2 separate regions of the Homo sapiens genome follow, and region 2 is linked to region 1. The links are chromatin contacts, found by Hi-C or POLR2A ChIA-PET in ENCODE. All regions are on one chromosome and are shown on one strand. The core of a region is the stretch at or near the end of the contact, and the rest is flanking DNA. Distances in the headings are between cores, read along the strand shown. Region 1 overlaps SP100 (SP100 nuclear antigen). Region 2 overlaps LOC112268431 (a long non-coding RNA gene).

Region 1 (3,673 bases), core at 533-3,032:
CTTTTGAGCACATTGTTCATTTGTTTGTTGGCTTCCTAGCGAATCATCTTTGTCACTGGTTGTATCTTTTCTCTTTGCATTTATCTGTTCTGTTTCACAGGGGTGCTCTGAGAGTCCATTTTCAGGTGGGGTTGTACCTAAACCATGGTTTGATTCACAGGTATTTTATTTGCCCTCTGCTGCCTGTCACTCCCCTCCAACCACTACAGCACGGGCCACTGATGGACGTAAGGTCAAGGCACCAAGGCAACAGCCAGATTCAAGCAGATGCAGGCAGAAAATGGTGAAGCAGGCACATGGGTAAAACGACCAGGCTCAGCGGCAGCAGGAACCAGCAGCAAGTGTGATTAAGGGGTGTGGGAGGAAGAAACCCTCCTAGGCAACCTAGAGGATAAGGACTTGTTATTTAAATCCCAGAAATGGAAAAACTGTAGATGTAAAACCTGAAAATTCTGGACAATCATTAACACAAAGAGGCAACCCCACAGCACATTCCAGAAAGGGGCAAGAATAGCAGAGGCTCAAAGAGTAGTAAACAGGAACAAACCAGCATGAGATGGGGAACCCGAAGGTGGCCAAGTCAGGCTTCGAAAAGAGTTTTCACCAGTTCCTGGCAGGAAGAAATTAGAAGTTTATTTCAGAAATCGAGGTATGGATTTTGCCATTCTCCCCTAATCCCTTTTTGGTCTCTGTAACGTAGGAGTTAAAGACCCCTTCTAGGTCTCAATGCAAAGGCCACCTGGAGCTGGCAGATGCTACCTAATTACTGAAGTCAGACTCCAGCCTTGAGAGTAGGGGACTGGGTCAGCTGCACCCCTGGATGACAGGGGCCTTGGCCAGACAACTCTGCTGCGTGTCCTCTGTGAGACACTCTGGTAAGTGATGATGGCAGAGTGATCCTGCCTTTGTCCCCAGAGCTACCCTGCCCAGGGCCCTTAGCTCAGTTTCTTTGAAGTCCTGGTTGCCTCATGCCCACCCCCTTTCACACAACACCCTCCCTCTCCACATCTGTTCATGCTTTCTCATTGGCTTTTCCATGAGGACTCAGTGTCTGAGTAGCCTCTACTTCCTCCAGCTCTTGGTATTCTTTTTTTCTGGATCTTTTTGTCTGCAAATATTTCCTCATTTTTGTTTCATTTTTCTGTTTTTATTTTTTTAGATTGCCTGGATAGCACAGGGTTAGGAATGCAGGCTCTGGGGTAGAACATCTGGGTTTTTCCTTATTCATCTGACCCTATGTAAACTCCATTTGTGGTATCTCTGGATTTCAGTTACCTTATCTGCAAAATAGGCATATAAGTAATATTAATCTCCAATGGCTGTCATGAGCATTAAACCAACCGCCACAGAGTAGATGTTCAATCAAAGTGAGCTGTTAATGACAAGGTTATTTTTGTTGTCTTTTACCCCTTTTCACGGTTTCATTTCCCTTCCTTTGTCCTCTAGGTACTTACATCCTCTTCCCATGTGCATCACTTCCTTTCTGAGTCTCTCTACATGACCGCCTTTCTCTTTGAATATTCCTGCTCTTGAACAACATCCTCACATTTAAATTTGTCCCCTCTTCTGCCATCACCAAGTTTCTCCCGTGATATAAGAAATATACATTTCAGTCTTAATTCCCTGCTCCTGGCCAGAGCTCCTAAAACCCTAAAACATCTTAAGTCATAACAAGTGAAAAGAGCACTTTCTGTTATTCATAACAACCCCTTTTCGACCACACCTGGGTTTATGTTAATGAGGTAACTTTTGGAAAGCCCCTAAGGATTGGGGTGTGGTTGCCAGGGGAGCTGAACATGAGATTAGAGGGGTGGAACTTTCAGCTCCACCTCTTGACCTCCAGGGAGGGGAGAGGAGGGATGGAGGTTAACTTAATAATCAGGTGCCAATGATTTAATCAATCCAGGCTGTATAATGGAATGTCCATAAAGAACCCTAAGTGACTGGGTTCAGAAATCTTCTGGGTTGGCAAACACATGGAAGTGCCAGGAGAGTCGTGTCCCAGAGAGGGCAGAAGCTCTGTGCCCTTCCCCACGCTTTGCCCTATGCATTTCTTCCACTTGGCTCTTCTTGAGTTGTATCCTTTATAATAAATGTCAAATATAAGTCAACATTTCCATGAGATCTGTGTGATCTACTAGGAAAGTATGAAAGCCAATGAAGGGCTTGCGGGAACCTCCAATTTACAGGCACAGGCCACAACCTGAGACTTGCAACTGGCATCTGAAGTGGGGGGCATTCTTATGGGAATGAGCCCTTAACCTGCGGAGTCCGTGCCAAGTCTGGGCAATTAGTGCCAGAATTCAATTAAATTATAAGATATCAGATGGTATCTACAGAGAATTGGAGAACTGACTGATGTGGGGAGATCACCGACATGTTTGGTGTCAGAAGTGTTGTGAATATGACAGTACAGGTAAAACAGGAGCCTTTCTTTCCCCAGGGGTCTCCTCTTTGATGTTGACCACGGGCCACGGGCTGTGGTTCTTAACCCTTTGCAACTTCACACTGATCCCCTACAGGGACCTTTCTAAATTACAATTACTTCTAGGTAGTCGGCATCTGTAAATCTGGCCTACTGACACGCTTGGTTCTGATTCCCTCATGGTTATTGAGCCAACTATGCCTTGTCATGGCCACTTCTCCAGGACCCTGCACCTGGTTAGAAGCTCATATAACTCTCTCCTTGACTTCTCCATAGTCCTTCCATATGTCTTCCCTGATTCACAATCTCCACTCAGAACCTTGGATCCCTAACCTCTCTTAGAAAAAAGCTTTTATTCTGTCATTTTTACCTTGTTCAAGACTTAGTTGGAGGCCAGACCTCTCCTCCCTCTCTTCTTCTTCACTTTCTTGGAGAGGCAATTTGTCATGGATTACTGAAGAGTGGGAGAGAGAAGAAGCAATTAGAGATCTACAGGGACCAGGGACAATGTCTGGAAATCATGCTTTTAGGAATTTCCAGCCCTTGGGTGACTCAGAGCTCAGAGGGTTCCACATGACCTAAAGTTCTCCCGTCATCCCCTGGGACAGAGAAGAGAAGACCCCAACAGTGAAGGCTTTATTGTCCTACACAAAAAGGAGACATTCAAGATTTAAGGATAAAGGAGTAATGGAAACATTGTGAGCTGTGTTACCCTCAAAATTGTCAGATGGCAGGGTAGGCATATATCAAGTGTAAGGAAGAAACTGGGGAATTCCCTGGGGAGAAGGTCTCAAGTCCTAGAGAGATTCCACTTTTTTATAATCAGCCAGGTGCAGTGGCTCACACCTGTAATCACAGAAAATCAGCCACGTGCAGTGGCTCACACCTGTAATCACAGCACTTTGGGAGGCCGATGCAGGAGGATTGCTTGAGCCCAGGATTTTGAGACCAGCCTGGGCCACATAGCTGGACCTCATCTTTGAAAAGAAAAATAAAATTAGCTGGATGTGGTGTTGCACACCTATGGTCCCAGCTACTCAAGAGGCTGAGGGGGGAGGATCACTAGAGCCCAGGAGGCTGGGGCTGCAGTGAGCTGAGATTATGCCACTGCACTCCAGCCTGGGCAACAGATTGGAACTGTCTCAAAAAACATAAATAAATAAAAAATAAATGAGAAAAACCTCAACATCTTTAAAGATGAGGCTAGAAACAGGAGAATGTTGTCTTAATTGGGTCAGGGAGGATGAA
Region 2 (3,673 bases), core at 696-3,195, 140 kb before region 1:
TTGAAACGGATGTGCTCTACAAATATGTAGTGATTTATACAATATACAAGAATAAAACAAAATTAAGATAGCTAAGATGATGGAAGCAGTATTTCTTTGTAATGTCTATTTATGTCAGATGAAACCTCCAGAGAATTGTGCCATTATAATTGTTATCAAACAAATTTCTGCCTTGCTATTGTCTTGTCTAAAGTGTTTAAATTTTCTTGGGTAGTTCTGGAGCCTTGGAATTCAGGTGTTTTGAACAGTGCCCTGAGGTACAGAGAAGGAAGCCATGTCTTCAGTGTGTGATTGTACTCTTCCTGTTGTGTTCTTTATGGCAAGGGAAGAACCATCTCCCTATCTCTGGGAGCCTGTTCAGGACTTCTCATACCACAGGGGGAAGGTGGGGAGTGTGGGGGCAGTGACTGCTGCGCAGACAACAAAATCACCATAAGATTTATTCCCACGGCATCCTGGGCAGGATGAGAGCTCAAAAGACAAGAGGAAGGGTTGACTTGTTTTTCTAACGCAGTGGATCAAATATTTAAGGAGTTCTAGAATATTACATGAAAAATAGTAGCCTACACTGAGAACAATGGAAGTATTCTATGCAATTACATTGTCAATCTTTTTTTAACTTTAAAGCTATTATTTTGTATACTTTTACCATTGAATTTTTTAACAGTATTCTCAAGAAGCCCGTATAAACTCGATTCCTATACAGAGAGTTGTGTATCAGGTTCTCTGCCACCTGGAGAAGGTGTTTGATTGTTCAGTTCTGTCAGTCCTGTTCAGCAGGATTAACCTGAAGGAGTATCCCGATTTAATTGAGATTCATAAAAGCTTCAAAAAGGGTAATCAATTCTCTCCCCTGTCTTTTGGGGTCTAGGTCTGGTTTTCATTCTTTCACTTGGTCAGTCGCTCATTTAGCAAGTATTCATGAAATGCTCACATGCGGCCGGGCGCGGTGGCTCACACCTGTAATCCCAGCACTTTGGGAGGCCGAGGCGGGCGGATCACTTGAGGTCGGGAGCCTGACCAACATGGAGAAACTCCATCTCTACTAAAAATACAAAATTAGCCGGGCACGGTGGCACATGCCTGTAATCCCAGCTACTCGGGAGGCTGAGGCAGGAGAATCGCTTGAACCTGGGAGGCGGAGTTTGCAGTGAGCTGAGATCGCACCATTGCACTCCAGCCTGGGCAACAAAGAGTGAGACTCCTTTAAAAAAAAATAATAAAGAAATGCTTACATGTCCCAGGCCCTGTGCTAGGCGGTGTGAATATAACTAACCTGCGCCCTGGCCTCCTTTCGTTGGCAGTCTCTGAGGACCTTGGTCCAGGTGTCTCAGGACATTTCCCAGTGCTGCAATATTTGCTCCCTGATTGTAGACTTCAGAGAGTCCTCCCTTTGTTCCTTGGGTCTGGGCCACCCCTGGGGAAGTCTGTCTAGTTCCTCCACCATGTCCTCTCTCTTTGGGAGCCTCTCATCTTTCCAGACCCAATTTAGCCAAAACTCTGCTGTTTTCTAGCCCCACCTTTAAGGCTGTTGGGTTTCTCTTACCTAGAGGCATCTCTCTAGGATCTTAGCTCTTCTCCTCGGGAAATCCCTTTGTTTCTTCTGTAAGATTTGCACAGTTCACAGAGACATTCCACTTACAGAATTTGTATGGAGATAAGCTTTCACGCCTCTCTGATCATCTTGTTGGATGATTAATTATGGTTTACAATTTTTCTACTGCTCCATCATCCTTAAAACCTGAGAGGCTCATCATCTATAGGACTTCAGTGGTTTTGTGCTGTTATTTTCTTTCTTGGCTGCCTCAGAGGAAGAAACAAGCAACACCAAGTCACAAGCCACTGAGATTCAGAGTGACTGAAGGGCTAGGAGTTTCCCACTGAATTGTAAGAACACATGGTGCTTCGTTCATGTGGTCATGAGATGGAGTTCCTGGTCACTTGCTTGCAGGCCCTAATTAATTCTTTTCTTTGTTCAGTGCTCCCCTTTTCCCAGAAAAGGGATGGAAAAGAGACAACAAAAATGCCCAGCTTTCAACCAACCTGTAAACAAGGTAATAATGTCTGGACAAAAACTTTGTTTTCTGGTCTACTAAGAAGAAAAGGAGACAGGGAACCGAGGTCTGAGGGAAGACTGCACTGCTGGGGATGGTGGCAGAGCTGGTTGAGGGTCACTTTGTGTTGATTCCAAAGTGACCTGACTCCAGCTGGAATCCAAGAGCACTCTCAAGAGGTGGCAAAAACAGACTTTCCCCCCAGTAACCCGGAGGGTAGAATGAGGATCTGAGTGTGAATTACTAGTTTATAGGAGACCTTCAGTGAGAAGCGGTGAAGGGCTAAGAAGGATGTGCCTATGGCCAACAATGTCAAAGAAGATACTCTTGGTGATGCCAGAAGAAGGGGCCAATTTAAACGTGGACATGTTGTTCAGCAGCAGGAATATTCAAAGAGAAACTTAGTCATACAGAAAGACACAAAGAGGGAGTGACGCATATGCTGAGAAGAGGATGAGGGTATTTTGAGAGAGGGAGGAAGAAGGAGGGGAAATGAAAGACAGTCAAGGACAACAATAAAAATAACCGTATTATGAACAGCTCACTGTGATGGAATGCCTGCTCCGTGGCAGCTGTGGGTTTATTGCTCATGGCTGCCTTTGGAGATTAGTATTATTTATGTGCCCATTTTGCAGATTAGGAAACTGAAACCCAGAGGGACAATGTATGGGGTTGCGTAGGTCAGATGAGAAAAGATAAACCCAGAGCCTTTGTTGTTGTGTTTTTTGGGAGGGAAGGAGGTAAAATTCAGATGTTAACCATTTTAAAGTGTGGAATTCAGTGACACTTAGTATATTCACAATGTTGTACGACCTCCTGTCTCTAGTTTCAAAACGGGTTAATCATCCCAAATGGAAACCCTATGCCCATTAACCAATTATCTAATTTCCCTCTGCCCCTAATCCCTGGCAATCAGTAATCTACTTTCCGCCTCTACAAATTTGCCTACTCTGGACAGTTCATGAAAATGGAATCACACAATATGTGGCCTTCTGTGTCTGGGCTTCCTTCACTTAATAAGATGTTTCCAGGTTTTTGCCACGTGGTAACATGAATTAGTATCTCAAGTCCTTTTGATGGCTGAATAATATTCCATCATACATCTCTACCACATTTCGTTTATTCATTCATCAGTTAATGATGGGTTGTTTCTATCTTTCCGCTATTGTGACAGAAGTTACATTCTTCCTGTTACCCAGGGAATCTAATGGAAAAGATAGAAACAGAAACATGAAACAAAAATGGGGAAATACATGCAGAAAAAAAGATCCAGGGAAAAAAGAATACAAAGAGCTGGAAGAAGTGGAGGTGACCCAAACTCTGAGTCCTCATGGAAAGGCCAATGAGAAAGCATGAACAGATGTGGAGAGGGAGGGTGTTGTGTGAAAGGGGGTGGGCATGAGGCAACCAGGACTTCACAGGAACTGAGCTAAGGGCCCTGGGCAGGGTAGCTCTGGGAACAAAGGCAGTTCACTCTGCCATTGCCAGTTACCAGAATGTCTCATGGAGGACACTCAGCAGGGTTGTCTGGCCTAGGCCCTCTCAGCCAAGGGTGCAGTGACCCAGTCCCCCACTCTCAGGGCTGGAGTCTGACTTCAAGAATCAGGCGGGGCTGGGCG

What was found. A loop is a pair of places that touch in the nucleus more often than their neighbours do. ChIA-PET counts read pairs that join two places held with the same protein, here RNA polymerase II (POLR2A). Pooled maps may share reads with other maps.
Region 2: a map of GM12878 shows a loop between it and region 1 (2.7-fold over the local background). The contact joins two enhancer-like sites. A Hi-C loop is called at or near these places in 2 of 168 maps with a recorded cell type or tissue (both GM12878), 12 of 37 single-sample maps with no recorded cell type and 12 of 50 pooled maps. POLR2A ChIA-PET finds 5 or more read pairs at or near these places in 2 of 52 experiments (OCI-LY7 and activated B cell).

Annotation. Positions count from the first base shown.
Region 1 is chr2:230,446,025-230,449,697 of GRCh38, reverse strand. It overlaps SP100 (SP100 nuclear antigen), which reads right to left. Exons shown (of 29, transcript NM_001080391.2): 5 at 2,796-2,879; 6 at 548-610; 7 at 1-137. The region is part of intron 3 of LOC101928816 (a long non-coding RNA gene); the gene reads left to right. Among named protein-coding and RNA genes, the nearest start is that of SP100, 32 kb to the right of the region's middle. RefSeq lists an enhancer at 1,489-1,758. Within about 2 kb of position 1,782, at least 7 of the 41 ENCODE cell types and tissues checked have a DNase peak (open chromatin) inside an H3K27ac peak, as active enhancers do; they include GM12878, where a contact is called at or near this core.
Region 2 is chr2:230,581,968-230,585,640 of GRCh38, reverse strand. The region is part of intron 1 of LOC112268431 (a long non-coding RNA gene); the gene reads left to right. Among named protein-coding and RNA genes, the nearest start is that of LINC01907, 120 kb to the left of the region's middle. RefSeq lists enhancers at 1,288-1,427, 2,548-2,767. Within about 2 kb of position 1,945, at least 2 of the 41 ENCODE cell types and tissues checked have a DNase peak (open chromatin) inside an H3K27ac peak, as active enhancers do; they include GM12878, where a contact is called at or near this core.